Linked DNA regions of Mus musculus: regions 1, 2, 3, 4 and 5 are each linked to region 6. A link is a loop called in an ENCODE intact Hi-C map of the cell type or tissue named here. Cell type or tissue: gastrocnemius. All regions are shown on one strand.

Region 1 (5,000 bases), 160 kb before region 6:
CTGACTTTTTTTACCCTCCTTATCCCTTGACCCAAACCAGTCCTAATTAATAGCTTGGATCACCAGATAGCACACATTTTATTTTATTTAGGATATTTATCAGAATCTGTAATTATTTTATGTTTTTATATTTGTTCATTGTCTGACTTCAAATGCTGTAGTCTCGGCCCCTCACCTAGTTCTCGGCTGTTACTATTACAGTAGGCGCTCAACAAATATTTATCCAGTGGTGGAGCGTGAAGGAATTGACTCGAAGTGGCTGCGAAATAAATTAGGACAAAGCCCCCCATCTTCTTTTTAAATTAAAGCTTTCGGGGGAAATGACTGATTAGCTCACTTGCCTCTGTTTCTCCCTGCAGTGAAATTATTAGAGAGTCTGAGCGAATATGAGATCGCGTCTCCCATCCGAGTGAACCCCCTCGGGGAACCCTTTCCCACGAACGTGCACTTCAAAAGAAGGCGGCGAAGCATTAACTCTGCCTCTGACCCCTGGCCTGCCTTCGCCTCCTCTTCGTCTTCCTCTACCTCTTCCCAGGAGCACTACCGCCTCTCAGCCTTCGGCCAGCAGTTTCTATTTAATCTCACCGCCCATACCGGATTTATCGCTCCACTGTTCACTGTCACCCTCCTTGGAGAGCCAGGGGTAAACCAGACCAAGCTGTATTCCGAGGAGGAAATGGAACTTAGGCACTGTTTCTACAAAGGCCATGTCAATACCAAGTCCGAGCACACTGCGGTCATCAGCCTGTGCTCCGGAATGGTAAGTGGGCGCGTGCCCCTTCCCTCCTCCCCGCCTCCTCGTCTGCTTTTTTAAGACTTAATTGCACCCTAGTCTGAACCTACCGAGTCTATGCTCTGGCGTTAAATATCAACCCTGGCTTAGTTCTCGGGAATTGGGGGTCCACCAGCATAGTGTGTGCTCTTACACTCGAGAAGAGAAGAGTGTACACATCTGTCCCCCAGAGGGTCGTGTATCATTTGGAGCTGTCTTAGATCGGATGGATTGGGTTTGCTGTAAGCAGCCCAACTCTGCAGAGTAGGTTGCATGTCGGTTTACAAACTCAGAGAAAGTTGCTGGGTTGTGGTTTCTTGTAGCAAACTTGGCCGCTCTGGGGCTGTGCAGCTGAGCGCAGGGCGGACTCAACTCCTCATTGGCGCGTCCTGAGTCAGGGTTGTAAACTGACAATCCCTGGACACCCCTACTGGAGTGCTGGGATATCTCATGTTGTGGACGCGGCTATACTACAGTGTCCCCGCGTTCTTTCCTCTCGGAGCCTTTTATCACGTGCAAGGAATTTTGAAACTGAACCAGATTGACAGGGAAGCGGATCCTGTCCGGGGAAAGGAAGGGTGGGCCAAATACTCTGAGAGCCGAGAGTGAAGGCGGAGCCTGTCTCTAAGGCGGTGTTTAGGGTTGGAAGGTGGCGGCGGGGGAGGGGTGGTGCACTGCAGTCCGACTCTGCACCCTGCTGGCGTGGTGACTGGAGGCGCTAGAGTAATGGGAGAGAGCCTGGAGAGGTAGCCTTAAAAAGAACCCTATTCTAGAACCTGTGGCTGTTTCAAAATATAGGAATAGAAATGTATAGCTCATGTTTCTCTAAGAAGGTTGGGAGGACGGATACCACCCAGTGCTGTCAAGTAGGCATTTAGTACGAGATCCAAGTTGGTACCTCCACCTCTTCTTCCTGACCCCTTCATTACCCTCCATTACCCTCCATTGGGGCTAATAAGGTATCGGTCCCCAGCTCCTACGACAGTCGAGAGTCATGTACAATTCTGGACCCAACTAGGGTGGTCCTTCACTTTCCCAAGCGACGTGCGTTTCTACCACGCGCGTATGACGCAGAAACTTTCCCGCGGCTGGCTCTCCCAGCTCACTGCACCGCGCCTTACGCACAATTGGCTATTAAAAGTCTGTGCCCCTGGCGCATTTACCCTCTCCCCTTGACACACACACCCTCCTCCTCCTCTTTCTAAATGGGGGCTTGGGTACTCACTCGCATGCTCGGCTGCCACTTTTGCTGGCTGGTTCTTGCGTCTTAAATTCCAGGTCTGGAGGTTATATCCTTCTTCGACCTCCAAGAGCCTGCTCTTGGATCCCGGCAGGAGCTCCGCAATCCCGAAGACTGGGAGGAGGGAAGGTGGGGTGTGGGGAAGGGGTTGAACCCCTTTGCCCACCAGCTAAGTGCTGGGAATCCTGGCTCCCAAAGAGCTTCCTTGAGATTGATTGGGGGTAGGCGGAGACCGCGGTTTAGCAAGGGGAGGGGATGCTGCGTTGAGTCATCGCGGCCTCAAACCTGGGCCTGGACACAAGAATGGCTCCAGTCTTTGAGAGGTATCACCTAGGTAGACCTAGGCTGAAGTCTTGAGGCGGATCCCAAACAATCAGTGCACCCCACTATTTAAAGTTAGGGACCCCCAAGTCCTGGATCTTAGATACGGCTGCTTGTGTATTTCGTTGGTAAACAGTCTTTACTCCTCCTCTTTCCCCGCCTACACACCGGTGGAATCTGAGTAGCCCCAGCAGTTGTATAAATATTTTTCTGCGTAGGTCCTTAATTTCCATTGGTGGTTTTACATGGTAACACAGTGCACGTGGTCTTCTTGAGAACGGAAAACCGGGGCTCCTGAAAAGACTCTCTGGAGTATACTATCCCCAATAACACGGCATGTAACTTGCAGCATGTCTCTGAGGGGGGGGGGGTCGCTAAGGAAGGGGCTATATATATTTTTTAAATAAGCGAACCAGGTTTTTATGTCTTTAGCCACTAATCTAGCTCAGAGCTTCCTGCCTTCTTTGTCTCCTGGAATTATTTCCTCCCAAGACTCCTCTTTATCATTTCTGTAGCCTCTCTGTATAATGATGTTCCTCACTTTGCCCAGGAAGGCCTCCAGGAAATCTGCCCTCAACAGAGTGATCCGACTCTGTATGCCCCACACCCACACCGCCAACCCACCCCTCCCATTTGCAGTTTTCTGAATCCCATCTCACACATTGCTCGCCTCTGCTGAGGGAATGCCTGTGCCTCAGTTTTGTTTTGGGTTTTTGTTTTTTGTTTGTTTGTTTTTTGTTCTTCTTGTTCTTGTTCTTGTTCTTGTTCTCGTTCTCCTTCTTCTCCTTCTCCTTCCTTTCTTTAGGACAACGGTATGAGAAAGACCTCCATCTACCTGCTTCTCTCCCAGTTTATGTTTTCTTTCTCAACCCCTGCCACACACCAGTATCAGGTCAATAAGCAGGCTTCAAAGTCTCATTGCCACCCTTTGTTCACGTAGCTTCCACACCTCCTTATATCCTAGTGAACAATATCAAACACACAGCTGATAATCAGAGCCTAACATTACATCCTCTCACACATAGCCTATGCCCAATTTCATCTTAGTTCTCTCTTCTGAAATTCTGTATTTCAAGTAGTTGGCTTTATACTTTCTCTAAACTCTCTTAATTTCCAGTGATACATACATATATATATATATATATATATATATATATATATATATATGTATGTATGTATATCCTTTCCTCCTCTTCCTCTGTGTGTGTGTACATTTGCACGAGAATCTATCTCTCCCTCTCCCATACTATAGTTTAGAGGATACATAGTGTGTGTGCGTATGTAATACATGTATTTAAAAAAAGATGGTCACCTAAGTCAGCACAAAACAAGTTGGGTCTCAATGATTATTTCTGAACCAACAACAAAACTGATTTTGTCTCTGTATTGTTACCATTTATTGAGCTTTTGCTGGAGGCTCTGTGATACAATGCCCCAGTCCTCAAAGCTACCTATCTTGCTTATGAGAATATCTGGGCCTTCCTCTCCCAGGCCTCAAGATGCTAAGTGACCAAGTTGGAACTATACTCCTTAAGAGAATGACTAGATTTGTTTTTCCACACTCTGAAATAAAATCAGGATTCTGGGTCCACGAATCAGCACTAACCCCAACCTGCTCTGTCCCACTGAAAAGCAAATCACTTCCTGTCTGTGCCTCCCAGGCTCCTTCTACTGTCCCCCATAGGCCTCACATGCCCTGTGCTTATGAGATACCATACTGACTGCTGACAGAGATACCTTGGCGAGCATAAATGTGCTAACCTGCTGCTTCTCTGGTGATCTGACAATGTGTCACAGACTATACTAAAACTGACTTCTGCCTGAGTCTATGTTCTGGAGTCATGAGGAGAGTTGTGTTAAAACGTCAGGTTCTAGACATCACGCCTAGAAATTCTGAGTCTGGAAATACAGTGTGTCACTTGGAATCTCATCAGAAAAAAAAGTGCTTTTCTCTCAGGCTGCTCTGATCCTCCTTGCTTTGGGAAAGCTTGGCATTTTGTGTGCATTTTCTTGGATTAGACACCTGGGAGGAAAGTGCATTAAAATTCTGGTTCTTCAGCTGGCCCCAGAGATTTTGGTGCAGTTCAGCAGATAGAGGCACAGGCCAGTGACCTGGCTCTCTAGTCGACTCGGGACGCTGGTGCACGTACCCACACTAGTATTCAGGGGTGGTCTTTTCTCGCGTCCAGGAAATGAGAGAAGGCTTCTGGTTATTTTCAGTGTGTGAAGAAACAACAGTTTTGTGTCTCCTCTGACACTTGGCACTTTCAATGTTCATATAGTATTAAATCACTCGAGTTTGAGGCATTGTGAATCATTTGCAAACCTTGTAGATATTCAAAGAGGGGACCAGGAGAATGGCCTTTTACAAGGTGTTCCTTCATAGAGCTTGGTAAGAGCAAATTGGCCCAAGACCAGTGAGTTACAACAAAACCCACTGGTCAGTTCAGAACCTGAGAAAGTCCTCGAACTTGGCTGATGGAATGGCTGGTATATCCCATTGAACTCTCACAGCTGCCCTTTAGGAACGTCACCTCCAAATGTCCAGTAAGGAAGCGGTTCAAGAAGGTGTGGTGCTGGGTACAAGTAGCGGCCTGTGACAACACTGGTTTACAGGATATCTCTCTGCCTTAAGGGAACAGGAACGGTCCTCGTGTCAGAGCTACA
Region 2 (5,000 bases), 940 kb before region 6:
CTAACCCATGCTTTGCTGCCGTACCTTTCTCTCTTCAACAAGCCTTATTAAATCTAAATCCTCCGGTGGTGAATCCTAACAGATCCGCCATTAAAACTGGGAGCTATATCTTGTCCTCCCCTCCAAAAAATAAATAAATAAATAAAAGCCTCACTCTCTCCTGCCTTCTCTCTTTCTCCATACAACCTGGAAGTCCCTCCTACTCGCTCAGTGTTTGACTTCTTTATTCATTAGGGGATTGGTTCACAAGAGCAGCACCAGGCTCATCCACAACAGAGGTACCTTCCTGTTTCTGATTTTGAAGCTATTATGTGTAATTTTAATTTTTTCAAATCCTATTTTTAATGATGGTTCTTAAATGTTTGCTTTAACCGTCCTTCTGGCCCACCACCCACCAAAGGTAATGGAAAAGAAAGGATATGGGGGAAGTGGACCTGTCTACTCACAAACATTTCAAGAATACACCAGCAGTCCAGCTCGGTAAAGTTGGGTTAGCAACAGCGGTGACATGACTTAGGAGAGACAGCCAGGCCTCAGCCTCAGCTCCAGTCGGCAGGAGGGACCAATAGGAACACCAGGAGAAGTTCTGGGCTGTGCCTCTCTCAGGGATGTGAAGATCAGTGAGAATCAAGACCCCCAAACATTGCACAGCTAGCTGAACCAGCACTGTCTCTGTCACTCGATGGAGTCCCATTTATAGCCTCCAAACATCATGTGTCCTCCTTATGCCTTGCCTCAGCATAGGTCTTGCCTCAACATCTAGCTTGCCTTAGCACATGCATCCAATCAGCCCGAAGCCAAGGAATCCTGACATGCAGCTCAACTATGCAATGTAAGGTGGACCAATACATGGGAGTTATTAGCAAAGAATCCTTCATCACGTGTCCTTTCAAGCGTTTGCTTTAGCAGAACATCCTCTCCTCTGTGTCTGCTTCAGTGAAACATTCCTTCACGAGTCTTCTTAGTCCTTCACCTGTGTCCACCTCAGGAAAACACTCCTTCACGCCTGTGCCCCAGCCAAACTCCATCTGACTTTCCAAAGAACCCTCAAGTTTCCACATCACTTGTGTGAGGAAGTTTGCCCTGTGGGATAATCTTTTCTCTATTCTGTCAAGGTAAACCTCACACGTGTTAGTACCATATTGCATTAATTAATATTTTACTGGAAAGAGGGCCTGCATGGGTCTGCAGCAGGTCCTCTGCGTCTGATTGCTTCCAGTTTAGTGTTTTTATGGAATTCCTGAGTGTGTGAAGGTGTGGGTCTCTTGTTTCTTGTGCCTTTTTTTGGGGGGGGGCTCTTTTCCTTCTGTTTGTTCTGTTAGATTTTGATGTGTCAGTTTTGGTTTTATCTTACTCTATTTGAGTACATTATCCCTTAGAAGCCTCTTTTTCTTTTCCAATGAGAGACAGAAATGGTGTGGATCCAGATGAGAAGGGAGGTAGGGAGGAACTAGGAGGAATAGATGGAGGGGAAACCATAATCAGAATGTATAACGTGAGAAAAAAATCTATTTTCAATACTTGAGGAAAAAAAGAACAGAGGTTATAAATGACAGGGTGGGGAGACTGCTGAAACACTTCCTGATCCTCCGGCATCCCCGACAGGTGCAAACGTGTTCTCAGACTTGCTGAGTGTTTGTTTTTATAATCATGCTCAGATATTAATCACAGCCCCTATCTGTGAACATACGTCTTTACAATTCTTATTAGTAGAATCTTTAGTATCTTCAAAAATAGCAATGTCTCCTTACAAGTGTGAGCTTCCTCCCGGCAACATCAAATGTGCTTTTTCCGTGCCAAGTTGTTACCTAGGTTTGTTTTCCATTCCTCATTAATCTTTCTTGTGTTTCACAATTTCCCTATGTTCTTTTGCTCTTGCCACATGTAATAAATGCTACTCTAATGGACCCAGCACACTTCAGAACCAAGCTCATCTCCCATGGATGCTGACATGTAAAGTGCGCTTACTCACGTCTGTTTTCATACTGTCGCATGCCTACTTCAGTTCTAGGACACTCGCTGCCTAAATGATTAGCCGTAAATGATTCTGTGTTACTATTTTGTCATCTCCATCTTTGAAGAAAGATTGCTCAGAAGATCCTGTTTCCAGTAACAGCTTAGCAGATGCTAGAACATTCCACTAGAGCCCAGTAGAAGGCGCTGCAGTGAGAGAAGCCCATCTCAGTGATCTGCTGGCCTCAGGCAACACCAGGGTTTTTAGTCAGGCTTCTAGTTTGTTGCTCCGTATGGTCATCAATCCCGGCATGATTAACCCTGCAAAGGCTATATTTAAAGAGACTTCCCTATCGTTGGCATGAACACTAGTCTGTATTTGAAAAATCATTTGGAGATAGTTAGAATTAAGTCTGTTCTCTCATAGACTTTTTGTTGTTGTTTCTAAATTTAAAAGTGGATTATGTTCTCTAGTGATTTTTGCAGTGCATGCCACCTACCAAAGTGACAGATGACTACATTAAAAATAGCAACACTGCCCATGAAATTAATGAAATTCTGTGTTTGTGGAATTAGTCTGCTCTGATAAAGCAACTTTTACTAACATCCTGGGAGGCTGAAGGAGGGAAAAGGCTGGTTTCAAGTGAGGCCTGGATGCCATAACACATCCGTCCCCCAGTTATAACAACGACTGTCTGCGGGTGTGAGGGACTCCTGTCTCCTCTAGGACAGTCAATTGTGGGACCCATGTTCTGAATCCCTTTGAGACCCATTTGTGTTTGCTTGTGGCAGTTTCTCTGTCCTGCTCTTTAAAATGCAAAGAATTCAATTTCCCCGTTATCTGTTATTGTTGTTGAACTTGGGCAGAAGGTACTTAATTTCTTAGTCTCTCCTTAGTTTTCTCTTGTAACTACTCAGTAAGAGAAGTAATGGTTTGGCCTGTTCTGGCCCCTTGTCATGGCTGCCACTCGCTGGTGGGGCAAGCATAGCCTGGGCCAGCCTTAGGCAGTGTTTCTGAACTTCCATGTTGTTATCTGAAATCTGGGTAGAAGGGCACTCTCTTATGTTGTAACCAAGATGGGACTGACACTGGTTTGTCACACGCTTTGGTGCACTGGAGGTGGGAGGTTCTGCCTTAGAGCCCTTGCTTTGTCTGAGTGGATGATGCTTGCAAAGGGAGAGGGGGTAGCACTCTTGGAGATGTGCTGTCACTCTGGACTTTTGACTTAATTGTCTGCAGTTGGAGATCAGGAAGAGGGGCAAGGTGATTGGCATGTTCTTTTGGCTGCGGTGAACAGAAGAAACTCAGCAGCACCGAATAGGGGACTTCCGGGTGAAGTCTCCAGTGAGATAGCTCAGTGCCTTTGGCCTCCTTTTTAAGTCGTTCTGAAGACATTCTCAATTTGCAAAGTAAGGAACTGGCAACTTATGTTCAGTTGCTCAATTCTGTTTTACAAAAATGTGCTGGTTTGTGAAAGAGCCCTGCAGTAGGGAAGAGGCCCCCAAGAAGAGTCTAGGATAGGAGAATGTGTGGGGATGGCCAAGGCACTCTTCCTCCCATGACTGCTGCTTCCAGGGCCCCTTAATTTAAGGGGAGGCAGAGTCCCAGGCCATGGTTACATTTGTTACTCTTTTGTGTGCCGCCCCTTACTTACTATGACATTTATTGAGAAAGCCCTTTCATGTAGTTCTGCCCTCTTACAGTTGGAGGGATCACCCAGAGCTTGTCAAATCCGCAAGCAGAAGGGAAACACGGAATGAGCTGAGCACTTTCTGTGTGCTTGAGGATTTCCACAATACCCATGGATGGTGTTTTTGCCTTCGGTTTTTGGTGTGGTTGTTGTTGTTGTTTTGTGTTTGGTTGGTTTTTGTTTTGTTTTAAAAGAATAAAAGCAGTCACAGAAACTTTATGACACCCTTTAAAATTGTTTCCCAGTGCTTGCTGACATTAAGCTCTCCCATCCACATTAACTTTTAGCCTGATTTGCCAAGAAAAACAACAGGAAAGAGCTAACTTTAGACAGGCAAGGCGAGAAGCAAGGGGTCCTCGGCCTTCACCCACCGCTGTGAGCGTGACTTGTGCTTCCAGCGCACTTCCTCTTCCCTGCCACACACGTAGTGCTCCCTTCTCTTGCTTTTCCCTGGCTAGCAGATTCCATTCAGTGGCCTCACCGGTCCTGGACCTTTCCTGCATCTTAAACACACTTGACCTGTAAAAGTTTGTAATGAGACTCACCTGGGGAGGGCCTGCGTCTATTGGCTGTGTGGACTGAAGCCGACGCCTACATTCCACCTGTAAGTTCACTTAAGTGGTGACTGGCTGGACAAAGTGTCAGCTCCTCCCCCGACCCTAGAACTCTTTAGAAATTGACAGAGCCAGGAAACGCCTCCTTCCCGGCTCAGTAACTACAGTCACTTAGCTCACGTAGATACTGTTTCACCGAGAGGATTTTGAAGACATTTAATATCTCCAGGGGACACAAATGGGCTTCGCATGATACATCCTTTGCTCTTTGGAAAGCCTGACCCCTGTGTAAGTGGCTTCTTTAGGTCTGACTTGCAGACTCTTTGGGTAATGCAGTGCCATGGCGGACTGTGTCATGGAATTGTCTTGCTGTTATAAACCACAGCCTGTGCTATATGAGACTTCTTAAAGTTTGATTTGGTGTTAAGTAGTCTTATAATAAAGTCAAAAGAAATCACCATATCCTTACAAAAGGCATCAGAAACGTGCCTTCCTATTTAAAAAAAAAACAAAACAAACATTGTGACGTAAGAGAAACTAACACCCTCCTCAGGCTCTTAGGCCTTTATGGAGATGCATGGTTTGGCCTGCAGAAAGCAACTGCCCATCTTCCCATTAGCACGCATATGCCAGAGAATGGGAGCCATTTGGAACCTTGTGACTCCTGTTGTAGTGAAAGTTTGTTTCATAAGCAAAGATAAGAAGGTCTCCTATCTCAGACTGGGGAAAAAAAATCTCTGAGAACATATGAATTTCCTGGGGCTGGCAGCTTACAGTAGGTTTGAGCTCTGAGAAGCAAGCT
Region 3 (5,000 bases), 870 kb before region 6:
GACAATTTCCTGCTGTGGCTGGCTCAGCCTTCCTCTTCTTCCAGCATCAGATTCCTGGGAATTCCAATTTTGGGGATTTCCGATTATTGTCTCAAGAGTCTGACCGACAAAGACAGGGATAGCAGTGTCTCTCTAGCATCCCCTCATGTCGTCAGAGCAGTTACAAATCCACAGGGCTCTCTGGATGTGGAGGGAGCTGGGAAGAATTACCCTGACATCTAGTCCAAGTATGTAGTTCTTACACGCGCACAGTTTGGATGGCCAGGGGACACGTAGAAATGATGGAGATATTTTGTTATCATACTGGGAGAGGGGTTTGTGCTATTAGCATCCACCAGTGCTCCCCAGCATCCTCCCACAAGGCACACAGAGCTCCTCCTCAGTAAGCAATCAGCCAGCCACAGTGCCAGCAGTGGCAAGGCTGAGAAAGACTGCCTTTAGCCAAATTTTAGGAATTCCCAGGGAGCTTGCAACTGGAAAATACTTCAAAAATATTAACAATTTAATTTTGTAGAAGCTATCATTTTAGACAAGCATACATTCATCCTCTAACTCCCAACTTGCTGGTTTGAATGCTTCTTTGAAATGGTTAGTGCATCAATCAATTTTCCTTTATGTTTGTTTTTTTGTTTTGTTTTGTTTTATTAGACAGCTCCCAAAACAGTCTGTTAAACTCCTCTGTCAGAACACCCAGGGTTCTCTGAAAAAAGCATGTGACATCCACAGCTGTCCTGGTTTGGTTATAGATTCACACTGTCATGTGGCCTCATTAAATTTTTAGCCTCGGCTGAAGATCCGAAGTCTATCCCTTGACTCAGAAGGCACTTTTCAGAGGGTGTTTTGAGGATTAATTAGTTAACTTTGGCAAGATGCTTTGAACAAGTACATTCTATATTCTATAATCATTGGGCAAATAGGCACCTTTTAGACACTATTACCTCGAGGCCCGACCCCTCACTTGCTTGAGCAGTTCCCTGGGAGCAAGCGAATTGGAGTAGGCAGTGGCCAACAGCCAAAAATCAGGAGCCTTATTGAAGACTGCTAGCTGAAGAGTCTCCTTGTATGATGAGAAAAACACTCCAAGGGAAGTTAAAAGCCTTTTGTAGTGACGGAAGACTTCTGAAGTGCGGTAAGTGAACCAGGACCGCCCCCACCCCCAACCCCCGGCCTGTTCGCTCATTTGTAATTATTGATCAGCTCCTACTCTTCCCTTTTCCCTCTTACAAAGAGCAGAGCCTGGTCAGGGACCGACCGCTCAAAACCCTCCCATGAGAGAGAGAAAAACACACACACACACACACACACATGTAACTTACATTCACGATGTTTTAGCTTCCGTGCAGACGTTTTAATTCTCTATATGGGAAGGATGTGTATGAATGCAGGTGTCCTTAGAGGTCATAGGCATGAGATTCCCCTGCAGCTGTTGTTACACATAGTCGTGAGCTCTCCAATGTGCTGAGAATTGAACTCAGGTCCTCTGCAAGAGCAGCGCATGCTCGTAACCATGGAGCCAACTCTCCAGCCCCTATGCAGACTTGACCTTTAAAAAATATATTCCTAGCTGGTCGGTGGCACACGCCTTTAATCCCAGCACTCGGGAGACAGAGGCAGGCGGATTTTTGAGTTTGAGGCCAGTCTGGTCTACAAAGTGAGTTCCAGAACAGCCAGGGCTATACAGAGAAACCCTGTCTCGAAAAACAAACAGACAAAACAAAACAAAAACAAAAACAAAAACAAAAACAAAAACAAAAAGTATATTCCTCCAGGAAGCGGGGGACCGGGAAAGGGGATTATGTTTGAAATGTAAATAAAGAAATATTCCAGTACAAAATAAAAAATATTTACTTATTTAATTTTTTAAAAGCAACGGCAACAAATTTATTTTTATTTTATGTGTCTGTCTATGTGACTGGGATTCACAGGTGCCATAGGTGGCTAGGATGGCTGGTTGCCACCTCCTTATGGTGCCTGCCTGCCATAAAAGCTTAGTCCACAGGGAGGAGGCATTCAAGTAGGTGTGAGCTCAGGTAAATCTTCTTTTTCTTCTTTTTATCATTTGCATTGCACTTATTGTCATTTGTAATTTTTAATTTTTACACAATATTTTTTATTATTTGGGAATTTTACATTATGAACCCAGATCACATTCACTTCTCAGTCCTCACAGTCCTCCCTTGTGACCTCAATCCAGAAGAAGAAGAAGAAGAAGAAGGAGAAGGAGAAGGAGAAGGAGGGGGAGGGGGAGGGGGAGGGGGAGGGGGAGGGGGAGGGGGAGGGGGAGGGAAATGACAATGAAGACAAAGAAGACAAGTCAAAAGTCAATATGTGTTGACCATTGGAGCATGGTCAGACTCCCAATGGCATCCCCCTTAAAGAAAACTGTATGCAACTGTACCATGTGCATGCCTGGTGACCACAGAGGCCAGAAGAAGACATCAAATGCCCTGGAACTAGAGTTATGGGTGCCTGTGGCAGCTGTGTAAGTGTTGGAATTGAAAATTTCCTTTTCCTTATAGCCTTAATTTTTATAGCCACTATCTGCTGCACTTGCAAGCTCCTTTTGATTTGGGCAAAAAGCAATTTTTGCCACTGTGTGTCAGGTACTGTGCTTGGAACCTATCTCATCCTCCAACACCTGTTAAGATAGGTATGGTTTTGTCCAGTTGACGTATAGCAGCATGGACGAGTCCTTGAGGTTACTCTGTTGATTACGGTCACCAAGCTGGGAAATGAGAATCATCCCCCAGTTGTTTCAAAGTTAGTGCTGTAGTATTTCAGCATCTCAAGCCAGGACAAACCTGTGCATCCCCCTTTTCCCACTTGGCTTTCATCCCCAAAGGAGTTGAATAGGGAAGATAGCACACTTGTCTCTTTTCAGATAAAGGGGATGTTTCCCAGCGCTTGAAAACTGGCTTCCACGCAGACTCCTTGACCATGAACCCACTAGCGCCACCTACCAGCAGCTGCCTAGTACTGCATTCTTCTTTCTCTTGGGGCTGCCCTGGGTGAGTCCTTCCCTGGCTCCCTTTGGTTTGGGTGGATTGTTTGTGAAGCCCAAACCATCACTCTCTGTTCCCCTTGCTGTCTCCTTGTCCCTGTGTACCTTGGAAGCACTAGTTGCTCTGCAGGGACTCAACTTGGGCATTCTTTTCAACCTCTATCAGTGACTTCATCTCTTTCTCCGGCTTAGATCAGTAGTTCCTAAACTTTGTGGGGGATTAGAATCACCGTGGGAGCCTTTAAATGTCCTAGACTGCTCGATAGATGAATTAGCTCAGCAGTGCTGATAATCAGGACGTTTTTCACTTTATTTTTTCAAAGCTCTCTGGGCGATTCTAAAGTGCAGTCAGACGTGAGACCCAGACACATGAGTCATGTCCTGTGCGTTCTTGGGTGACAGCTTATAAACTCCTCCCTCCACATGAGGCCTGTATCTCTGTTTCTAGTTTCCCCCGGACCCTGAACGTCCAAATTTAGCAAGTGAAAACGCAGAGGGTCCAGTCATACTCATGTTTCTCATAGGATGCATACTAAAAAAAAAAAAAAAAAAAAAAAAAAAAAGTATTGGCTATTTACCCAAAATACCTGCTGTGTCACATCTGGCAACCCCTGCTAAGGAAAACATGACTTCTCTGAGTTTCCCCTTAGTTGGAAAGGCTTTCCTGTGAGCCCAGGAACAAGCCTTAGCTTTCTCTGACACACCTTCTCCCCTGTCTCTTTGATTCCTGCCCTGTGAGGATGGGCCACTTTACACATCTTTTCTCGGCTCATACTGATGCCTTGGTCTTTTCTCATCACCTGGGTCTTTGAGGATTTTACAGTAACAACACTGAATCCTACACTCCATCCTTTGATGATCCAGGTTCCGTTATTTCCCAAAATATCCTCATGAAACACTGAGCTGATTCTGCACTTGGACCTGTAAAGGCCACTCATTAACGAGGAACAATGCAGAATATACTCTAGATTGCACAGCCCTGAAGGACGTTTCAGAAGGGCTCCCTGGCAGAGCCCAAGTACTGGGGGCAGTCTAAGAAAACCGTGTATCAGCATGAGTCTTCTACTTAGATTGGGATACCTGATCTTTTCCAACAAACTTCTAACCATTCAGGGAAAGCAGAAACCATGTCTTCCCAGAGTCGTTCTTGCTGATTTCTATCTGCATTTCCTAAAGACCTCTCTTACAGTTCCTGCTTGCTTAAACCCATCCTCCTCATCTTCCCCAGCACGTCAGACCTGGGATTGGTATACTAGGATTTTCACTGGTACCATTGCTTCCGACTTGTGTTCTCCTGATATGATTGGGTGTGTTGTATAGGTTGATAGTTATGAGTGTGTGTGTGCATGTCGGTGCAAACATACAGGTGCTTCCTCAATTGTTTTCCACCGTAATTTTTTGAGACAGTCCCTCCCTGAACCTGGAGGTTGCCACTTTGGGGAAGCTGGCTGGCTGCAAGGGCTCACGTCTCTAGCACAGGGATTATAGCTTTGTATTCTGCTCTACATTTTATAGGGGTGCTGGTGATCAAAGCTTAGACCCGAACTCTTCTGCAGCAGGCACTTACAGGCTGAGACACCCCCCTAGCCCAATGTGACCATTACAAAGTAGGTTGGCTTTTGCTACCAGTGTTGCTGTGTGGTTCCTTCCCCATAGTCCCTAGCTGTCCCCAGCATGTACTGCTTCATAGCACACCAACAGAGATTGTGCTAGCCTAGCTGGAAGCTGAATTTTTGTGCCCATGGGCTTTCAATGAGCAATGGAACCAGCTCTTTCCATTAAGTAGCAAACTGGCACTTCTGGGGAATTAAATACCAACTCAACAGCCTTAACTACCGTGGCAAGTCCTGGGTACACAGCCTCACTGTTTCTCCAAGTTCCCCGCTTAGATGCAATTGCATGAGGTGCCTGTTTGCTTGTTAGGTCTCTATGCATTGATTTTTCATAGATCTTTCTTGTCTAACCTTTTGCCCTTTCTAATAACTACCCAAGTCAACTG
Region 4 (5,000 bases), 88 kb before region 6:
GAAGCTTCAAAGACCTACAGTATAGAAGTCCATTTCTTCTGGTAGTTCTCAAAATCATTTAATCCAGCCCCCATTATCTACTCCTACACACATGTTACGTATTTATCTTGTTCTTACTTATTAGCATATTAAAACACAGATTTTATTTTACTTTTTCAGTGTTGGTGGCTGAACACAGCTCTTTTTGCCTACTGGGCAAGGGCTCTACCATTGAAGTATTTCCCCAGTCCTCAGATTTCTGAGGCAGGAGCTCTCTATGTATCTCAAGCTGGTTTTAAGCACCCTCATCTCTCTAGCTCCCACCTCCTAAGTACTGAGATACACACATACACCTGACTAGCAAATACTTTCCTGAAATATAATAATGAAATATAATAATAGCATTTTATTTCCCACAAAGTGAACTATGAACACACTGTACTGAAGAACAGGTCACGGTCCAGAAAGAATATAGAGCAAACTAGATTTAATTTAGAGTTTGATTATTTTTATAGATTCTTCTTGGGGATCTCTGCTTGGCCCCTGGGTCTTATGCGATGACAGGGAAGTGACTTTGGCAGCTGAACTGCAAAGTGCTTTCTTGTCAAGACATCTCCCTCCTTTCTCCAGATGGTAAATAGCCTTCCCCCAGGGAAGTGACCACGGAGGCCTGAGAAGGTAGCCAAAAATCAAAGTGCAGATGGAAGTTCCAGATGCCACTGTAGAACGAGTTCACCTTTTTTTTTTTTTTTGCCTCACTTCCTGTAGGAAGTGACAGTTTGCCCCAACTGGCCTGTGACAGGATGAGATAAAGGATGAGTTTATAAGTCCTCGTTTACTGTGTTAGAACAAAATCTCCCTGACGCTATTTCAGTGTAATGGAAAATCACAGCCCACTTTCCTTGCCAGTGGTCAACTCTGACCTACTTTTGGACATTACTTAGAAATTCCTTGATAAGCGTGTTGGCTTGAGTTCCTCTTTTTTCCCAACTCCTCCCCTAGACAGGTGTGTATGAGTGAACATTAGGACATTGAGAAGTGGCACACCTCCCAGTGGCTGAGATGAAGGGAATTAATAATGGGAGAGAAGATCCCCTGGAGGTTAGAAGAAAATTATCTTTTTCTAGATTTCCACATACATTTCAAAATCCTGATTTTAAAAACTGTGAATTAAACATTTTTTGCTTATGTTTTAAATTCAAGCACTCTGTTCCTGTTGTGTTATAGAAAATAAGAGTAGTCATTAGTATATACTGTGCACCTGATGTGTGTCAGAAGGCTTCGTTATGAATAATATCAGGGATGTAAAGGTGGCAAAGTCTGATGGATTCAAATCTAATTTTAAAAGTGTATAATGAGGGTTTGGGAGACAGTTCAGTTGTAAAGTGCTTCTGCAAGCACGGGGCCCTGAGCCCACTTTTAAAATGTCAAGTGCAATGGTGTAGCTGGGGATATAGTGGAACCCACTGGGCAGAGGAAGGTTCTTGGCCAACCAGCCTAGCAAAGTCTGAGTTTCCAGTGACAGGACAGGTCTCAGTGACAGTGCCTGTCTCAGAAAATAAGGTAAGACTAGTAAAATAGTTCAGAGCATAAAGACACATGTCCCAAACTTCATGACCTGAGTCGGGTCCTTGGAACTACATGGTGGAAGGTGAGGATTGTACTGTAACCTCTATACCTGGTATACACACACACACACACACACACACACACACACACACACTGTGATTAAAACAATAAGTAGAAGGAACCAGAGAAACAATACCTTTAGTGGCTTCCACATGTACCCATGCACACGTACACACATGCATACACACAGATACACAGGTTCATACATATAAACACAAACACACTGACATACATGTTCAGACACACAGTCATATCAGTCATATACACACTCACACACACACACACACACACACACACACACAATATCTGCTGTTCCAGATATTGTGTCCAGCTTTTGCATCTTTGCCTCTCTCTTCATGTGGTCATGACTGACCCCCATTTCTCTACTCTCTCCCTCTCTCTGCCTTTCTCTGCCTCTACTACTCTCTTAACTCCCCTCCCCATGCCCTGAATAAACTCTATTCTATACTAAAAAGCAAGCAAACAAACAAACAAACAAAAACATTTCCAGCCGTATGTGTGTGTGTGTGTGTGTGTAGTGTATACACACATGTGCAAGGGTGTGCACCTGCTTTCATCACTCTCTGCTTTATTCCTTTGAGACAGGGTCTCTTATTGATCCTGAAGCTGAGCTGATGGCCAATCCCCCCAAATTTAGTGTTTATTACAAAACAATAATAATAATAATAATAATAATAATAATAAATAATAACGCTCCTAGTGTATAGCACGTACACTTGAAAATTTTTAATTATTCCCCATATTATTCATTCCTGCATTATTATTATCAGAATAGTCGCTGAGTATTTACAAGCACGGACAGACAAAAAGAAGCATTCCACAGATGAGTTTCCCAAGAGCCAAGTGAAATACTTCATATAAAAATTGCTGTCCTTGCTTTGCTGAGTTCCAGTTTGTTTGTTTGTTTGTTTGTTTTCCTTTCTGCTGCTTGAATTTCAGACTAGCTGTACCAAGAGATTCTTCACAGACGTAGCATCTCTGGCTGTGGTTCTGTGACTTCCACGTACATTGACAGCCATGAAAATCACACGGATACCTTGGTCTGAACTTGGATTGTAACTGGCTGTGACTTTGAGCTGTCATCATATTTGAATGAAGAAAGAACGAACTCAGCTTTCTTACTAGTTGGATGTGACACTTGTGTTTAACACAAATGTTGGTTTTCCACCATTATTTATGTCTAGGTGGCACGTTGCCAGCAAGAGCGAATGCAGTGCCCAGTGTGGTTTGGGCTACCGTACTTTAGACATCCACTGTGCCAAATACAGCAGGATGGACGGGAAGACGGAGAAGGTGGATGACAGTTTCTGTAGCAGTCAACCCAGACCGAGTAACCAGGAGAAATGCTCAGGAGAGTGCAGCACAGGTGGATGGCGCTATTCAGCCTGGACCGAAGTAAGTTGGTTCTCATCTGAGAGTCCTGAATACCAAGTCTGATGAGTGATCATAGCTCCTTCTGGGACTGTGTTAAGAAACCCATTTAAACTGCATAGAGAGAGATCTGCAATTGATTTACGATGCCTTTTAAGTCAAGCTCTGAAAGGAAGGCTCCCCAGGTTAATTTGTAATGTCTGACTTGAATATAACATGAAGAAAAAACTAGACTTGGGTATGGTAGGACATTTATTTCTTAAGGGCTGAAAGAAACAACATAGCTTTGATTTTAAGCAGTCTTTGTAAAGAATTCAGAAATGCCTTATTTTCTTTTATTTTTTATTTTTAATGATCATAGTGTTCTAGAAGCTGTGATGGTGGTACCCAGAGAAGAAGAGCAATTTGTGTCAACACCCGCAATGATGTCCTGGATGACAGCAAATGCACACACCAGGAGAAAGTCGTAGTACAGAGCTGCAATGAGTTCTCCTGTCCCCATTGGAAAACAGGAGACTGGTCAGAGGTGAGAAAAGGAAGCCCTGGATCCTAGCTCAACTCAGATGACTCTGGATTCCCCAGCGTCGGGCGGAGGTGTAGACTACTGTATGGTTCTTCCATCTCACTCCCATTTGATTCTCCATTTCCATTACTACTGAAACCCTTTAGTCTGCCTAGGGCCTCAGAGTCACTAGGAGTTGGCTGGATCTTACAGCCCAGTAGCTTCTGCTGCTGACTTTAACGGAGTGGTTCTCCCCCTCCCCCACTTTGAGCTGTAAATCGTTGGCTGGAAATTGAGGCTTAATGAAGTGTGAGGTTAAAATAGTTTAGACATGAATCCAACAAAGAGGATTCCCATCTTCCTCGTCTTTGAAATAAGAGATTAGACCACCTGGCTTACACATCCAGTCACATGGGAGCGCTTGGTTAGGGGGAAGCCCAGGCTGAGTGTTTGAGAATAATAACTTCTCATCCCTTGCTTTATGAAGCTCAAGGCAACCCCATCTGTGCCCCGTATCTGGATCTTGGGATACAGTAGGCATCTTGTCTGTTAATGTAGCCCAACATTGTTACAGCCCAGTGAGAATCTCAGCAAGACGGCTCCTCACTTCACCTCCTTCAGCGGATGCAGGTGGTTGGGGAATAGACATCCCTTATTAACTGGACAGGTCAGAAATGTGGGGAAGCAAAGTTGCTACAACCACAGCTCCTACACACACACACACGCACACATACCCTTATCTCCCCCCAATGTGAGTGCAATGTAAACTGTGTATTTCAGGTGTCAGATCTGAACAAAATACCCCTAATGCTGCTGGAATGGTCAAGTATCGACACATGTCCTTACCTATGGCTGATTTGTGGTCACGTGATCAACAAACTTGGCGCTTTCCCAGTAGATTAAGCACTAAATCCTTGATTTTTTTTTTTAAAATATGATTGAAGATAGCAGGTTTACATTATACTTAGATAGCTAATACTTTAGTGTCCAGTTGTTCATGAAGCCAGGTGTGGTGGTATATATCTTTATTCCTACTCTTGGGAGATCAGGAATTCAAGACCACCCTTGGCTGTGTGTACTATAGTGAACTTAAGGCTTAGCCTGAGACTCATGAGACCCTCTTCTAAAAAAATAAAAAGTAAAGGAGAGGAAACTTTTATAGCAAACCCTGACTAAACGTGTGTTTGAATAAATACTGAACATACAGCCTAACTGTTCCAACACTTCGTTAACACTTAGTAACCTTGGATAAAAAGACTGGAATGGAAAGAGTAAAGAATTGAAGAAAACATTCAATTATTTTACTTTGTCTTTTGTACTTTTTAGGCATTTTTTAATTTTTCCAAAGTGAGCCCAAATAATAATGATAATTATATTTGACATACTTTTCTTTTTGAGAATGTCATACATGAATACTGTACGTGCTAGACACTTTAGTTTCTCTGAGTCAGAATTATTGTTACCCCCATTTTATAGATGTGAATATTGAGGCACAGAG
Region 5 (5,000 bases), 1.3 Mb before region 6:
ACCACGCAAGGGGGGTGGGGTGTTGCCAGGAGTTTTTTGAGAATGTTGATTGCTTATGCTGTTTACTTGCATATTGGAGAGTTGTAAGGATGTGCGCAGTCTAATTTTAAGAGACCTGAGGAGGTTAATGGATCATGGGCTAATGATGTGTGTCTGTGCATCTTTCCACCTTTCTAAATGGCACCTCAGATTTCACCTTCACCAGTTCCCTCCCCCCTGACCGAGTGTAGCTGTGGCAGTGTTGACAAGCAGGCTAATGAGCTCTGTTCCTTGTTTCTAATTTGACACATTTTATCTGGATTTCCTGATTTGAGGCTTGTTATCCTTCTTCAATTCTCCCTCCTTCCCTGCAGATGAACCACAGGACCTGAAGCCACAGGCAGCGAGCAGTCCTGAGGGGGAGTGGGATGGTTAGACCAGGTGCTTCAGGTCCTCAGCTCGTGGATGCGCCTTCCTGGTTTTGAAGAAAGAAAAGTTTCCTTGTACATGTGCTTCGTAGAGCAGGCTGTACCCACTCTAAAAGTTAGAAACCCAGATAATACATAGATCCTGTCTGTCTATTATTAAAACAGACGACAACAATATAGAAACTGGAAATGGAATTTTTTAGACAAAAACACTCTGCATGGCCCCTTTCATTTTTGAGGGAGAAATTAAAGGATAGGATTCTAACACAACCCAGTAAGAAGGATCTGATGAAAAATATGTGGAAATTGGAGTACACCGCAGGTCTTTAAATTTAGTTTTGTGTCTCTTTTAGTAATACATTATTGAAATATTCCTGGGCATATTTTAAAGAATCTTCTTTGTATCAAAATATATGTGCTTTAAAAACCATCCTGAAAAGGTCTGGGGAGACGGCTTCGTTGGTGAAGTGCTTGCCATTCAAGCATGAAGTCTTGAGTTTGGATCCCCACAGTTGCTGGGTACGGAGATGTGAGTGTGATGCTGGAGCCAGGGAGTTGGGCATGCTATAATCCTTGGAGCACCCTCTCCAGCACAATAGGTGAGGTCCAGACTCAGTGAGAGTCTATTAAAAATAAAGGGATGGAGAGATGCTCAGTGGTTAAGAGCATTCATTGGATGCTCTCCCAGACGACCTGGGTTCAATCTCAGGCACCAGTATGGCAGCTCACAGCTGTCCATAACTCCAGTTCCAGGGAATCCAACAACTTCACACAGACATGTATGCTGGCCAAACAGCAATGCACATAAAATTAAAATAAATAACAAATAAAAATTAAAGTGTAGAATAATTGACTAGAACACTGGCTGTTAAACAGTGGCCTCTACCTGCATGTTCAAACGTGTATACACACCCGTATACACATGCGAACCAACACAACACACACACACACACACCCCTCACCAGTACATTTGTATGAATTGTAATGATCAGAAGGATACTTTTTGTTTTCCTTTTCCAGAATACTAGATATAGCCCACCTGGAAATTTCCACTAAATATTTGCATATGTTCAAGGGGATCGGGCCTGTTCTTATACTTAGGAGTTCTGCTTCCTTTGGGAATCTTCAGTGGTTGGTCACATTGAATTGGAAAAAGGATGGAGTGTCCTGTGACTCCTGGGAGTAAAGGCGGCGTGGATGAGACAGTGTATTTAACCTGAATATGAAAATGCACAGGCACCTGGCCCACTGCCCTGCTCTGCTGAGCCTGGTCCCTGCTCCTTGTCCTATCAGCTGTGGAGAAAGCAAACTGAGGGCCTATCCTTGTTCCTGGAAAAGATAAATGGACCTAAGGAGGGCCATTGGAGCAATAGGAAGAGAAAATTGAAGTTTAAATCAGACCCAGAATTGGGGAAAAGGAACAGCTGGGATCAGGCCCTGAACTGCTGTATTAATCTGGCTGTCGGTCCTTCCTAGGAGAAAGTTAAGTGGTCCCCTACAAACAGGGGAAGGTGGTCTCTTTGTCTCCATCCCTTACTTGGGAATGTCCAGTTTGTACTATTTCCCACACTTCCAGACTGAACAGGCAGAGGATGAAGCAGCCCAGGCTACCGTGGAGATTTATTTATGCTTTAATATGCCACGTAAAGCCACTTGTTTGTTTCAGAATTAAGATGAAACACCCAGGAAAGGGACTGGTTGAAGAGTTAAGCAGTCTTCAAATTACCACAGCTGCCGCGTCTGTCCGTCCCCGCCAGATGGGTTTTGATAGGATGAATCTCATTGTAGGAGAGATGAATGAGGTTTTCTTGTGTTTCTCTCTGGGATTGCCTTTGCTCCAGATGATATTATAGTAGACATGTCTGCTGGAGTGAATGCATTGAATAGGTTGGCGTGGCTTCTTCCTTCCCATTGTTTGAAATCATGTGTCATTGAAAACATAGTCTCCATATAAAAATTATTTTTCTAGCTTATCTTACAAACATACACAGATGCGTGCATATGGTCGCTACAATAATACGACAAATTGGGACATACGTAATCAGTTACCAAGAACTTAGATCTGGTTCCCTTCATTTCCTAATATCTTGGAAATCATGTCTCTTACTGCAGTTTCTGGTCAATGAATTAAGAAGCACAGGCACATAATTTTATTTAAGTTAAAGACAATCTTTCTATGCTGTGTTCAGTTAGTAGATATGTAAACCCCAGGGAGTGGGCCAGACCTTGCTGGGGGGGGGGGTGCGGGAGTATGGGTTATTAGTACTTAAGTGTGGAATAGAATCTCCTAGCAAGATGCTTGAGGAATTTCTTTATGCTAAGCAAAGATAGAACCATAAGCCTCAGTAAACATTCATTTTACTTCCATTCTTGTGCAAAGCCTTTTCTTTTTGTGCTGTAAAAAAAAAACAGGGCCCTCTAGAGGGCAGTAGAGAGCAGCTTGCTGATAGAGTGTCTGGGGCAGAGGGGCTGTTGGAAAATTCAGAAAGTTTCCTTTTCCTTTTTCTCCCACTGTAACTCCTGAGAGAGTACAAGGAGCTTGTGGGGAAAGTGGGGAAGGATGGAAGGTGTATTCTCGGGCTTTATTTTCTTTATCAGTATCTGCAGGAATCAATGTGAAGAATGTGTAGTTTGCAGGAGCTTATGTCTTGAATCAGAGTATGCACATGTCTTTTGATTGACGGCTAAATGCACAGCCGAAGGGCTATGGTCTGGGTACACAAATATTGTGAAGGGAATCTGGAGTTTGCTGTCTTGTCTCTCTGAGGTTTTATGACTGCTTCCTTTTTAGACCAAGACTGAATTAATTTTATTCCTAAACATCCCTAAATGTAACTTTATTTAAGTGGATTTTTTTCCTACCAGAAAGTGATATGAGGTGGTGGGGGGTATGGGGTTCACATAACCTAGGATTCTTTAAGTGTGGCTTTTTAATATCTTAATATTTTAATTATTAATATCTTGATATTTTAATTAATTATCTGAACAAGAAATAATTACCTCCACAGTATTGGATTTGTTACTTTCTGAAGTGTACAGGGTGATTCACCTGTGTGCTTTTAAACTGTTTAAGAATGGAGTGGCCCATTCCTTATGTTCCAGTCTGACTGCTGTGGGCATTTAATGCTCTTCTTTGTCTCAGCCTCTGTATCATGGCCTTGGACTCACAGACATCCACCTGCCTCTGCCTCCAAGTGCTGGATTAAAAGTATGCACTACTTCACCTGGCCCAAAATGACGGAATTTTAAGAAATAAAAGAATTTAAAGCCCTAAAAATTATTAATAAATGTATGATAATGGAACTTATTTATATGGTGTTGACTTCCACTTTAGCCATTTGTAATTGAGTTTGATCACATGATGGTTTTAACTATAGGGTGCAATTTACTTGTGTAGGGGGTAAGGGTGGATCACTTTCTCCAGAGTTACAATTTTCTGATGTCAGGGATTCAGTTTTGCAAGTGATTCTAGATTCTTCCTCTTATACCACTCATGAAATCCTAGAATTATTAGTTATACGTCTTTTAAACTTTTTTTGGGCTTCTGTTTATATTTATTTCATATGTATGTTTGTCTGATTGTATGTTTATGCACCATGTGCATATAGTGCCCCATTTGGCCAGCAGAGGGCAGTAGATCTCCAAGGACTGGAGTTACAGAAGTTGTAAGCTACCATAGTGGGTGTGGAGAATTGATGAACGGAGATCCTCTGGAAGAACATTCAGTACGCTTAACTGTTGACCTGTCTCTCCAGCCCCTTGGTTATCCATCTTCAATATATGTTTAAGACTTTTTCAAGGGTAACTTGAAGAAATGCCCTGTAATTCTGGTTACCATTTTAATACCCAGTTCCTAAGTTTGCAGCCAGACAGTATTTCCAGAGATGGCATGATTGATCTTCCTTCTTTTCATTGACAATGAGTTCATATGGCTTTAGAGTGGAGGTGATATTTTGTCACTTCTCCACATATCAGACAAGAAAAAAAAAGCAATATATGCTATGATTTTTATTCTTTAAAACTTAATATTTAAATTTTATGTTTTGAGTGTTTTGCTTGCATGTATTTCTGTGCGTGTGTGTGTGTGGCTGGTGCTCTTAGAGGTCAGAAGACAGCATTGGATCTCTCGGAGCTGGAGTTATGGATGGTTGGGATTGAATTCCCAGCACAACCTCCATGTGGGAACTGGGAATGACACCTGTGTCCTCTGCAAGAACAATGAGTGCTCTTAACCACGGAGCCAACTCTCCAGCCACAGTCTCTTTTTTCTTTTTTTTTTTTAAATTTTTATTAGGTATTTTCCTCATTTACATTTCCAATGCTATCCCAAAAGTCCCCCATACCCTCCTCCCCTACCCCTACCTACCCACTCCCACTTCTTGGCCCTGGCGTTCCTCTGTACTGAAGCATCTAAAGTTTGCAAGACCAATGGGCCTCTCTTTCCACTGATGGCCGAATGAATAGGCCATCTTCTAATACATATGCAGCTAGAGACACGAGCTCTGGGGGGTACTGGTTTGTTCATATTGTTGTTCTACCTATAGGGTTGCAGACCCCTTTAGCTCCTTGGGTACTTTCTCTAGCTCCTCCATT
Region 6 (5,000 bases):
GGGGGGGGGGGGGAGGGGGGAACTTTGGCAGCTAGATCTTGTTAGAAAAATTACACTGCGGCATTTTGGTCCTGAAGGAATCTGATAATTGTGAGCAACAATCAGGGTTACCGTGCTACGGAGGCCGGCTGGAGGAAGCTCTGAGAGAGGATTTAGAAGTCAGTAAAGATGACCTGAGGGCTTTCTGTGTTCAGGAGGGAGTCGATCGGCTGTGATCCTGGGTTTCACCGCCTGTAAACAAAATCCCTACCTAGAAATCATGAATGTAAGGCGCCTAGCTCTGACAACGGAACAACAAAATACCTTCAACGATTAGCGGCCATCAAAATTAATTAACACCTTTCTGCTTACCAAAGTGCCTTTGAATGTGTGTCAGCTCTGCCTTGGTTGGTATGTCACATGGGCTGAAAGTCTTTTGTGTTGGCTTTGTGTTCCAGGGGCGCTTTAGCATCAACCTTTATGGGACTGGGCTGTCTTTAACGGAGTCTGCCAGATGGACGTCACAAGGGAATTACGCTGTTTCGGACATCAAGAAGTCTCCGGTAAGGCTGCGTATTGCTTGGAGGATGGCTCTTGGGGGAGTGGCTGTGTACCGAAGGAGCAGAGCAGGTGTGCTTTCCCATTCACCAAACTTTTGTTTGTTTGTTTTTCCAAAGTGGCAGAGAGAAAATTTAGGACACAAATACGGGAAGGGATTTAGAAGTGGGTGAAGCAGGAGAGACTCACTTCACCTGGTTGAAGCTTGTCCCACCTAGTAAATGCAAAGCCATCCAAGCACCTGGAAAGCCTACTGAATTAAAAGAGGAAGGGGGGCAGGGCTCTAGGATACACACAGCTCAAATATCTTAACTAACCAAACGCAACTCACCTATGTGAACCTCGACAAATGATGGTTTGGTTTGGTTTGTTCTGCCCAGAAACAATTGCAATTCCAATAGGAAGAGGTTATGGGGTGATATTTTCTGGGAAGTTAGGAATACAATAATCCACTTTGTTCTGGCCACCCTGAACCCAGTGCATTTTAGCATGTCTGCAACCGCAGAGCGTGTTGGAAGACAGGTGCTTGGATCCTGGTCTTCTGGGTCCAATTCTGTAGTTGAGCAAGCCCCAAGTGGTTGATAAACACAGCCCAGCCCAAGAATCACGCACCCCGTGGAGCTACCAGGGAAGTTTACATGTACCCCTAGGCCCCCTGACTAGGTTCAGGGGATGCAAACCTCTGGGGCTGTGTCTCCATGGTGATTCTGAAGGGTGATGGGGCAGAAACTCCTCCTTAAAGCCCTTCCACTGAGTTCTCAGGCCACCGCAGCATCTGGTCTCCTGGAGATATGGGACTTTTCCCAGTTCCTGTTCAAGCCCTGTGCACGTGGGAAGAAAAGAGAGAGGGGGAAGAAAGGAGGTCTGAGTCCAGAATAATGGGGTGGGATGAGTGCGGCTACCTGGTTAGAACTGCAGGGTAGAATGTCAGGTCACCTGGGAGGTGGTTTTATACTATTCCTTTGAGCTTGTATGGGATATTTACATATTTTTAGACAGTCTGTTCCCACGTATGGGGTACACCGCTGTAACTTCAGCACTGGGGAAGCTGAGCAGGAGAGCCTTCCGTTCAAGGTAAACGTGGACTACACAGCTAGACCCTGTCTCCTAATGACCAGTACTATGAGTAATGCCACGTGATGGTAATATGTTGTTTATCTGAAATCCATATTTGACGAGCATTTAGACTTTCACTTGCTGAGTTCGGCAACCCCTCCAAATGTGGTGTCTTGGGTTAGAAGCAGGAGATGAAGCGGCAATTCAGCCTGCACTGATCCAAAGCCCCAGCATAGGGGAGGTTCCACACGGCATCTCAGGACAGTGTGTTTCCTGACTCCTTTTTAAACGTCCAGAACCCTACCTGTATCTCAGGTCCTGGTCTCGCCACAAAGCTAACCAGGGATCACAAATCTCATTCAAAGGTCAAGCGATTGCTGTGATTTCATCATAAGTATTGCCTTCCCACCAAACAGAATAGAGACGACTGTAATCTTTGATTGAGCCCTGACATCAAGACATCTAACTCTACTACTCCCCACCTTAATCCCAGTCCTATAGATTTTATAGGAAATAAAATCAGTATATTTTGTTGTGTTCATGTCTCAACATGACAGGCGCGTTATGCCTCAATGACCCGATTTGAAATTTTGAACTGCTTTAGATGTGGTTGAATGAAATCATCTTTGTAAGCTATATATGTTGCATTTATACATACATACATACATACATACATACATACATACATACATATGTTATAGTTTTGCTAGACTACAGTCAATCATAATTGAAATTTCAGCCAGAGGCTAAAAATAACTAAAGGCTGGAGTGCCATCTTATGGCCATGTCGAGTACTGCAAGGCTGTTCCCCACCCTCTGAGAATTCTGCCTGAGCTGCTGGGCTTTCTTCTCCACCCTGCTGCCCAGTGTGTGTGCATGTGCGTGTGCGTGTGCGTGTGCGTGTGCGTGTGCAAGTGCTCACGTGTAGATATGTAGAATCAAGGACTGCAGTCTTCCTAGCTCCTGACAGACCAGAGCCAGGGCCTCAGAATAGCATCCCCTATGAGAATGGACCCCCAGAACTGCTAAGCTTGAGGAAAAGTTCAGATGGTCCTCTCCCTGAAGAACACCTCCTCTTTGGTGACGGCCCTCCATAGCTGCTGAGAGAAGAGGCTTTCTCCATCCGTACAGGAAGTCTCCACACACACAGTGCAGGTGGTCATCAACATCGTCACCTCGGGGTCTTGTGAAACCAAGGCAGGAGCATAAGCAACAGGCAGTGATGTGGCATCTTTGCAGCCTTGTGGCTTACTACTAACTTGCAGAAGCTAGCTGAGGCTGCCTGCTGTGGGTAAAGGGACTGCAGGCTAGAGGTGGAACCTGGGGGAGCTGTCCAGGCTGAGCCTGGGAGAGCTGGTGCGGGTTAGTGATTGCTTGGAGGGTCTGGTGAATTCTTACTGTCTCAGCTCAGAGCTCTGCATACGTGGACAGAAGAGATGCTGTGACTAGGAGCTGAGTGAGGCATGAGGGAAAATTCCAAGTCCTGAGCTCAGTTGCCAGGAACATTCTGGTCCCTCCAATGCTATCTGTGCTTAGGACTCCTCAGGCCTGTTTGGAGTTCTGCTGTGGCACTGTTCACTGTCCTCAGGACTGCCTGCCTGGTGCTCTTTCAGGGCAAAGATCGTGCATAGGTCTCCAGGGCCAGGCAGCTCAAAGAAAGCCTACTTGTGGCTGGTTGGGGCTGGTGCTCAGGGGTTATCTGCTTTCCTGAGGTGCCTGGCGAATTTTAAGGCACAGGGAGCCTGCTCTCTACCAGGGATTCCTTGTGCTATACAAAGGATTGTAAATAAAATAATTGCTTTATAAGATAATGAATCAAACAGGCTTTTCCCACCTCTGAATTCTTTTACAACAACTGAGTTAAGAAATGAACATACATGTCTGCACATGTGTGTACACAGTAAAATCTCATGAGTGTGCACATGTGTGTGCACAGTACAGTAGAATCTCATACGTGTGCACATGTGTGTGTGCACAGTACAGTAGAATCTCATGTGTGTGTGCAGAGCATCGTAGAATCTCATACGTGTGCACATGTATGTGTGCACAGTACAGTAGAATCTCATGAGTGTGCATATGTGTGTGCACAGCATCGTAGAATGTCATGAGTATGCACATGTGTGTGCACAGTACAGTAGAATCTCATGCCTGTGCACATGTGTGTGTGCACAGTACAGTAGAATCTCATGTGTGTGCACATGTGTGTGTGCACAGCATCGTAGAATCTCATGAGTATGCACATGTGTGTGCACAGTACAGTAGAATCTCATGTGTGTGCGTGTGGATTGCTTTCCAGTTTGTGAAAACCCAGCAAGTACCTAGACCTACAACATGGAATTTCCATAGGTTCACATTTTCTACACGTGTACCTTTTAGTCTGCACTTTTCTATGGAAACTGGATAGTATGTTTACACATATGTAGATGTATGTACATAGTTGCCTGAGGACTGTACTGGGGAAAATTATATGTTACATGTTTTGTATGCAGTTCAGAAGGAGTCAGTTTTGCATGTCATCTTAGCCCTAACATTTTACTTTAGGTCCTAAACTATGTTTCTTTTTTTTTTTTTTTCCGAGACAGGGTTTCTCTGTCTAGCCCTGGCTGTCCTGGAACTCACTTTGTAGACCAGGCTGGCCTTGAACTCAGAAATCCACCTGCCTCTGCCTCCCAAGTGCTGAGATTAAAGGCATGTGCCACCACTGCCCAGCCTCTATGGATTTTCTTAACACACCCTTGCCTCTTAGCCCTTCCACTAAAGACAGGCAAATGACCATGCTTCCGCCAAAAATAGGCCCCTCCCTAAATCATGGGCATCGGCTCCCCTGAATCCTGTCCACTGAGAAAAATAATAGAAAATTGGGAATACAAGCTGTGCCTAATAGGGCAGTGCGTCATTCACTTCACTTATATGCAATAGTTGGAGCTATTATTAACAAACTATTTATTTAAAAGAGAATTCAACTGTAATAAAGAAATAAAAGCCAGGGTTTCATTGCATGACAGCAAGGGCTTCTGGCTCCCTTTCCTTCTGAAAGAAGCTGTCTCCACGGCAGCCATGTTTTTCTTACTTTTCAGTCTTGTTTTGTTTCTCAGTCTGGTGGCTGTCAGGATGCTGACATGCTAGGACCATCTTTAACATCATTTGAGGATAGTACCATCACAGAGAGTAAAAGGGTAGCCCCACTTTATCTGTTTTGCCTAAATTAGCAGAGTTTTCGGAGGAAGAAATAGTGCAACTACTGTAAAATCATTATCAAATTTATTTTGTTTTCAATTTATGACTGCCTAGGCCTTTTCTCATTTGATGAAGAGAGGCTATTACGGATGTCCTGAGGCAATGGCTTTGTAAGGACAGAGAGATATAGTCACCACAGTACCGAGCTCAATTCCCCGCTGGCACCGCTT

The links. A loop is a pair of places that touch in the nucleus more often than their neighbours do. Peaks named below come from ENCODE experiments on the same cell type or tissue, not always from the same donor. Only the 100,000 strongest peaks of a DNase experiment are listed, where the experiment ranks them.
Region 1: a loop joins it to region 6, with 5 times the contacts of the local background. A loop is called at or near these places in 18 of 42 quality-filtered maps.
Region 2: a loop joins it to region 6, with 2.6 times the contacts of the local background. A loop is called at or near these places in 16 of 42 quality-filtered maps.
Region 3: a loop joins it to region 6, with 2.5 times the contacts of the local background. A loop is called at or near these places in 2 of 42 quality-filtered maps.
Region 4: a loop joins it to region 6, with 2.9 times the contacts of the local background. A loop is called at or near these places in 5 of 42 quality-filtered maps.
Region 5: it touches region 6 in a loop (8-fold over the local background); 3 of 42 quality-filtered maps call a loop at or near these places.

Annotation. Positions count from the first base shown.
Region 1 is chr6:92,937,807-92,942,806 of GRCm38, reverse strand. Adamts9 (a disintegrin-like and metallopeptidase (reprolysin type) with thrombospondin type 1 motif, 9) reads left to right here. Exons shown (of 40, transcript NM_175314.4): 2 at 360-760. 9530026P05Rik (RIKEN cDNA 9530026P05 gene) reads right to left here and starts at 2,225. Exons shown (of 3, transcript NR_015530.2): 1 at 1,998-2,225. In gastrocnemius, a CTCF peak has its summit at 1,475; DNase peaks (open chromatin) are centred at 1,161, 1,417, 1,900, 2,196 and 1 more place; H3K4me3 peaks cover 3,342 bases; H3K27ac peaks cover 3,853 bases.
Region 2 is chr6:93,727,064-93,732,063 of GRCm38, reverse strand. The region is part of intron 12 of Magi1 (membrane associated guanylate kinase, WW and PDZ domain containing 1); the gene reads left to right. Among named protein-coding and RNA genes, the nearest start is that of Gm23035, 64 kb to the left of the region's middle. In gastrocnemius, a CTCF peak has its summit at 2,145 (motif pointing right); a DNase peak (open chromatin) is centred at 2,162.
Region 3 is chr6:93,655,746-93,660,745 of GRCm38, reverse strand. No RefSeq gene overlaps it. Among named protein-coding and RNA genes, the nearest start is that of Gm23035, 140 kb to the left of the region's middle. In gastrocnemius, a CTCF peak has its summit at 2,977; DNase peaks (open chromatin) are centred at 997, 1,950 and 2,956.
Region 4 is chr6:92,870,814-92,875,813 of GRCm38, reverse strand. It overlaps Adamts9 (a disintegrin-like and metallopeptidase (reprolysin type) with thrombospondin type 1 motif, 9), which reads left to right. Exons shown (of 40, transcript NM_175314.4): 20 at 2,814-3,024; 21 at 3,362-3,526. All of the region lies in intron 1 of Gm15737 (predicted gene 15737), which reads right to left. Among named protein-coding and RNA genes, the nearest start is that of Gm15737, 4.0 kb to the right of the region's middle. In gastrocnemius, no CTCF peak of the experiment used is centred here; DNase peaks (open chromatin) are centred at 631 and 2,842; H3K27ac peaks cover 2,826 bases.
Region 5 is chr6:94,038,134-94,043,133 of GRCm38, reverse strand. The region is part of intron 1 of Magi1 (membrane associated guanylate kinase, WW and PDZ domain containing 1); the gene reads left to right. Among named protein-coding and RNA genes, the nearest start is that of Gm22840, 150 kb to the right of the region's middle. In gastrocnemius, CTCF peaks have their summits at 2,842 (motif pointing right) and 4,016 (motif pointing right); a DNase peak (open chromatin) is centred at 2,834.
Region 6 is chr6:92,782,388-92,787,387 of GRCm38, reverse strand. It overlaps Adamts9 (a disintegrin-like and metallopeptidase (reprolysin type) with thrombospondin type 1 motif, 9), which reads left to right. Exons shown (of 40, transcript NM_175314.4): 38 at 438-542. Gm52913 (a long non-coding RNA gene) reads right to left here and starts at 712. Exons shown (of 3, transcript XR_003956476.1): 1 at 352-712; 2 at 112-231. In gastrocnemius, a CTCF peak has its summit at 2,378 (motif pointing left); DNase peaks (open chromatin) are centred at 500, 1,150 and 2,392; H3K4me3 peaks cover 302 bases; H3K27ac peaks cover 527 bases.